2 separate regions of the Homo sapiens genome follow, and region 1 is linked to region 2. A link is a loop called in an ENCODE intact Hi-C map of the cell type or tissue named here. Cell type or tissue: HepG2. All regions are shown on one strand. Each heading gives the region's core, and the rest is flanking DNA. Links, peaks and the distances in the headings are about the cores only. Region 1 overlaps LINC00609 (long intergenic non-protein coding RNA 609). Region 2 holds the start of LOC105370453 (a long non-coding RNA gene).

The links. Peaks named below come from ENCODE experiments on the same cell type or tissue, not always from the same donor. Only the 100,000 strongest peaks of a DNase experiment are listed, where the experiment ranks them.
Region 1: it touches region 2 in a loop (2.3-fold over the local background); 2 of 110 quality-filtered maps call a loop at or near these places.

Annotation. Positions count from the first base shown.
Region 1 is chr14:36,103,978-36,106,886 of GRCh38, reverse strand. All of the region lies in intron 1 of LINC00609 (long intergenic non-protein coding RNA 609), which reads right to left. Among named protein-coding and RNA genes, the nearest start is that of LINC00609, 35 kb to the right of the region's middle. In HepG2, for the core only: a CTCF peak has its summit at 1,327; no DNase peak of the experiment used is centred there.
Region 2 is chr14:36,524,142-36,527,050 of GRCh38, reverse strand. It overlaps LOC105370453 (a long non-coding RNA gene), which reads right to left and starts at 2,362. Exons shown (of 3, transcript XR_001750715.2): 1 at 1,843-2,362. RefSeq lists an enhancer at 1,247-2,185. In HepG2, for the core only: CTCF peaks have their summits at 1,370 (motif pointing right), 1,809, 2,105 (motif pointing right) and 2,690 (motif pointing left); a DNase peak (open chromatin) is centred at 1,320; H3K27me3 peaks cover 2,444 bases.

The DNA of each region.
Region 1 (2,909 bases), core at 93-2,592, 420 kb after region 2:
GTTGACGCTTCTTTTCTTTCAGTACTTTAAAAATATTGTGCCTCCTCCTCCCTGCCTCCTTGCTTTCTGATGACAAATCCAGTCATTCAAATAATCATTCCCCTACATGTTAATGCATTATTTTAATCTGGCTGTTTTAAGACTTCAGCAGTCTGATTACAATGTCTCTGCACATGGATTTCTTTGAGTTTATACTGTATGAGGTTTGCTCAACTTCTTAATAAGTATAAACTTAAGTAAGTTTTTGTCTTTTAACAAACTTGCAAGATTTGGGGCATTATTTTTTCAAATGTTTTTCAGCATTGCATTTTTCCCTTTCTTTATGAGACTCTGAAGATCAGAAAATTCGATTTTTTTTATTGCTCCACAGGTCCCTGAAGCTCTACTAATTCTTTTTCCAGTTGTTCAAAAATCTTTTTCAGATCCAGTAATCTCTATTGATCTATCTTCAAGTTCACTGATTCTTCTTTCATCTCCATTTTGTTATTAAGTCTATCCAGAAAGCCTTTTAATTTTTTTGGTAATTGTATTTTTTAATTCTAAAATTTCCATTTTGTTTTTGTTTATATTATCAATTTCTTTGCTGAGGCTTTCTAATTTAACTGTTGTTGCAAGAGCACGACTGTTCCTTCAAAAATTGTTGAAATAACTGCTTTAGAGTCTTTGTCAGACAACTCTAATGTCTGTATACTTTTGGTATTAACATATATTGGTTGTCTTTTTCCATGTGAGTCAAGATTTTTGTGGTTCTTTGTACACTAAGTAATTTTGGATTACATTCTAGACACTTTGAATATTATATCATGGCACTCTGGGTCTTGTTTAAGTTCTGTGGAGAATATTGATATTTGGTTTTGGCAGGCAATTGACTGAGTATGTACAAGCTACAAGTTTCAGTACACTCTCTATAGACTGTGATGCCAAAGTCAGTTCAATTTTCAAAGCTTCTGTCATGCTTTTTGGATCTTTCCTAAGTGTGTACTGCCAAATGGTCAGTCTGAGACTTGGACAGTCTATTAGTTCAGTTCTCAAAGTCTTTGGTATGCAAATGAGGATCAGACCTATATTTGTGCAGCTTAAAGGTGAGCTTGGTGCTCATGAACAACTTTATAGGGTTGATTTCACAAGCCCCTCCCTTCCCAAGATCTCTCCAGTACTTTCCCGTTCCCTGGGCCTCCCCTACATGGTCCACTAGACAAACACTTGGAGTTCTAGTTACCCTGCTGTGTCACACTCTGTGTCACACACTTTCATGACTAAACCTGTGTCCTGGCCAAAGCAGAAGAACAGAGGCAGGGAATCAACAGGGGTTTGTCCCACTGTCTTGGAACAACAGCTCCACCAAATGGAAAGGAGTGGTCCTCTTCCTCAGAGTTTTGGCTTTTGGGGTTTTCATAGCTGCTGCCACTGCTACCATTCAGAATTGCTTGAGTGGGCTAGGAAATAAAAGAATGAAGAAAAGAAAAGATAGGAAAACAGGAATGAGGGCATTTTCACATTCTCCCTGAGCATTAGGGGCTTCCTTTCCTAGGCTTCAAACCAAGGACAGAGGCTTCTCCTGAAACCCTTTCCCATCTGAACTATAGTGCTCACTTCCAGGTTAACAGGCACATTGAGTTCAAGTTGGGGTACATCGAAGATCGAAAATAGTAAATTCACCACAAATTAGATTATGCTTCAAATTCTGTTTTGTTCCAATCTGCCTGCTCCTATTTACTTTCCAGAATCTTCCAATAATTGCCATCATGCATTCTATTTGGGTTTTATAGTTATATTCAGTGGGAGAGAAAAGGTGAAACATGTTTACTCCATCTCATCCACAACCATAACTCCAGTTTCAGCCTTTTTTATTAAAATGTCAGACTGAAAGTGATCTAAATAACTTCCTGTCTAGAGAGAAAAAACAGTGTGGTGAATGGGCAGGATTTTTCTCTGCCCTTCTGGTCACTAAAATATTTCATTCTTCTTTCTACACTTAAAACTCTCCAACCCAAAGAAAAAACCTAAAGTCTCAGCCAATTACTGCAACCAGCTTAAAATCTAGGCTCTCCAGTTGGTGTTCAGTCTTTTCCTGGGTGCTCCCCTTGGTCTGATAACCTATGAATTAAAAAAGACAAGTTCCCTGCTTTCACCGCACTTACTATACAATAGAGAAACAAGGACAGGATACTCACGATAATGTTACTATTTAAAATGGGAAATAGGCTGGTGGCGGTGGCTCATGCCTGTGATGCCAGCACTTTGGGAGGCAGAGGCAGGCGGATCACTTGAGGCCAGGATTTCGAGCCCAGACTGGCCAACGTGGTGAAACCCCATCTCTACTGAAAATACAAAAATTAGCTGGGCTTGGTGGTGCACACCTGTAATCCCAGCTGCTCAGGAGGCTGAGGCAGGAGAATGGCTTGAACCCAGGAGGCAGAGGTTGCGGTGAGCCGAGATTGCGTCATTACACTCCAGCCTGGTGACAAAAGCGAAACTCCCTCTCAAAAAAGAAAAAAAAATTAATGGGAAATAATAGGACATATACAGCATTTTCTGGTCCACAGCAATTCTAAAAAAAAATTGGTAAAAATTGTGAGGCCATTCCACTACCCATCCTGTAGGAAGGGAAAGCTCCTTGTATGGAGCCTAAGCTTGCACTCTGAGAAGTGCTCCCTTGTCCATTTTCCTCCATCTCTTTCCAAACTGCAACTTTGGCCAAGTACTTTCTGCAACAGCAGCAGATGGGTTCCAACCCACCAGCATATCATGCTAGAAAGTGAATGGTGTTTGCATTCTCCATTGGTTCCAATTAATCTGAAATAAGACTTCCTTACAGAAGAAATCCTTTATCCTAGTAAAGTGTTCATCTCAACAAGCCAGAGGGAGAGGAATAATGGAGTTGGAAAAATGTATTCTGCATTTCGAAA
Region 2 (2,909 bases), core at 205-2,704:
ACAGGTGGCAGCTGAAGCCACGGGGATGGGTATACAGTGCAGGATGGGAATTCAACCCTAGTCTCTGAGAAGAAATGTCCAGAGATGGAGGAAGAGAACCATGATAGAGTGGTGACTCTGCAGCCAATGAGAGAATTTTAGAAAGGGGTGATTAACATTATCAAATGCCTCAGAGCACTGGGCACATTTCTAGGAACATGTCTAAGTGTTTTTGAGATGGCTGTTAAAATCAAGGAGCTGGACGGGCACGATGGCTCATGCCCGTAATTCCAGCACTTTGGGAGACCGAGCAGGGAGGATTGCTTGAGCCTAGGAGTTTGAGGTGGCAGTGAGCTATGATTACACCGCTATACTCTGGCCTGGGCAACAGAGAGAGACCCTGTCTTGGGGGGAAAAAACAAAACAACAAAAAACAGAAAATAAGGAGCTTACGGTCTGCCTAAAAAGAACACAAACACATGGCAATTAGGAAATCACTCAATTAAGAAATTGCTTATCAATGTAACAGAAAAGTGTAATAGAGATTCATCCATTTATTCTGCACACATATATTGAGCTCCCACTATGTGTCAGGCATTTAGTTGTCAGAAGAGGCAATTGGATTTTTAAAGAGAAGGATATGACTTAGTTGTGGGGCTGGAAAGAATGATTTTTCTGGCTAAGTGAAAAAGAATAGCAGAGTAACATGGGCATATTGGCTGGGATGGGTTTGGGAGGGTGGAGAGGATCTGGTTTTGACCAGAGTCCAAAGAAGGGGGAATAATTTGGGGGAAAGCCTGCCTGAGTGAGTTGGTACCGTAGATTGGAGAGCTGGAAGGCACCCATCGAGTGTAGCTAGTCCCAGAAGTTTTCCTACTCCAATATTTTCTAAAGGTTATGCTCCTACTGCTGCAACACAAGGCAGAACCCCCTTGTGTCAGGCTGTCAAGCTAATAGGGCCACTGCCTCCTCCAGAAAGGACATGCAGAAAGTGCAAGCTACTCCATTGGTCACCAAATATGCCTCCAAATGCCCTCTGACTTGGACAGGACATTCGCATAACAAAATTCCGAAGCAAAGCATAATTAAAAGAGGGTTTTAGGTACAAGAGCAGCTTCCAAGCCCTGATCTACACCTGGGCTCTTTCAAATAGCAGGTGCAAGGAGACTGGGTGATTCAAAGAGTCAATCATAACTTATATTGGCTTTGGGTGGACCGATAGACAGCCTGACGTATGGTCGGGCGGACAGTTAGAATGAGCGAATGCGTGGATGATGTACTACCAGTCTCCGACCACCACCAGTTTTCCCTAGCCGGAAACTAGTAGCAAAGCTTCCCCGAGACCGCTCTAAAGCTGCAGTTCTCCAGACGGCCGCCGGAAGAGGGCGCTGCGGATCGCCTCGGTCTGCAACCTTCAGACCCCAAGTCCTAGGCAGCGAGGGAGAATTCAGCCTCCCTCAAGTCCCAGAAAACATTGGGCCTCGGAGATTCCCCCTCCACCCTTCCCTCACACCCACCCCAATGGCCTGGGGTCGATACTGCGGCCACCGGAAACTGCCTGGGACAAGTGTTGGGGATGTGGGGGAGACGGGCTGTGGTGGGAGGTTGGAGAGGAGGAAAGGAGCGGAGGAGGGAACCCCAGCGCTGCTGGCAAGCCCGCGGGAAACTCGAACACCCAAGGCCCACGGGCTCCCACTGTTGGGACTGAGATTTGTTGGGGAACAGAGGGCAGAAAGAGCTATAGGTTTCGACTACCTAAAGCTGAATGAGGCTGCACAGGTCCTGGGGCGAAAACAGCCGCGCCGCCACAAGGATGCTTCGGGAATCTGTCCTTTAATTATCAGGAGCAGCTGCGAAACTTACCTTAGCGCAGCACGAACCCTAGAGCGCCCCCGAGGGTGTCCCTGCCCCTTCCGACGGGGGCGTCTGGCGGATTCGCGGCGTAGCACGGCAGCGCGGGCCTCACAGGGTCGGCTGACCGCTTCAGGCCCGTGCTCCTACCTCCCGTCTCCGTCTTGGTTTCCTCGCAATTCAAAGGGAGCTGCTGAGCTCCCGCTGTTCTCTGCTTTGTAACCCGCTCCCTCAGGTTCCCTCCTACCCCAGGCCCCTTCCCGCCAGAGGGCGCCCCTGGAGTCGGTGGAGAAGGTAGGGGCTCTAAATACAAAAATTCAAGACGAGTTGAATCTTGGCTTGAACTGCGTGACAGGAAAATAGGCAAGTTTGGAGACCACAGGTGTTAACTTCTAGTGGGGCTTGACCCGACAGAGGAGCAGATTCTTCAACACCAAAGGCCTAAGGGCCGGACTCTCTTCGCGGACTCTGGCCCTCATAGACGCGCCCTCGCCTCCCATACCCTCCGTAGAGCATGCCTGTGAGGGAAAGGGAGAAGCAGAAGCCGCGCTCGGATGACTTGGCGCCCCACCCCCCAGCCTGCCCACAGGCCACGAATTGAGAAAAGCTTTCCCAAAAGGAAAGTCCTCTCAAAGGCCCTAGACGGTCAAATCGGGAAAGGGAGCAGTAGAGGGATCCTTCCTCCCGCTGCGTCTGTGAAAGCCGCCTGTCTGCACGCCCCGGGCTCCCGCGGTCCCTCCCGAGGATTTCGGTTCTGGTGCCTGAGAAAGCAGCGCAGAGGGGGCCCTGCGAGACCCCTCCAGAGAAATCATCCCCCGGAGGCATTCCTCGGATCTTGGGGTTGCGGAGCAGCGCCCCCCAGCGCCCAGTTACACTCCTGCCTTCCGCTCCCTGCGCCTGGTTGCCTCGATGGCACTCGCGAGCCCAGCTCAGCCCGGCTTAGAAGCCTGTGCCTAGCTGTGGGAGACTGCGGGAGCAACTGAGGGGCCCAAGTGTTTCTTGTTGAAGGTCAGAGGCCTAGAGTCACAGTTTCTCTAAATCCAAAATACAGAATCAGAAGGAATAACTCCTTCTATTAG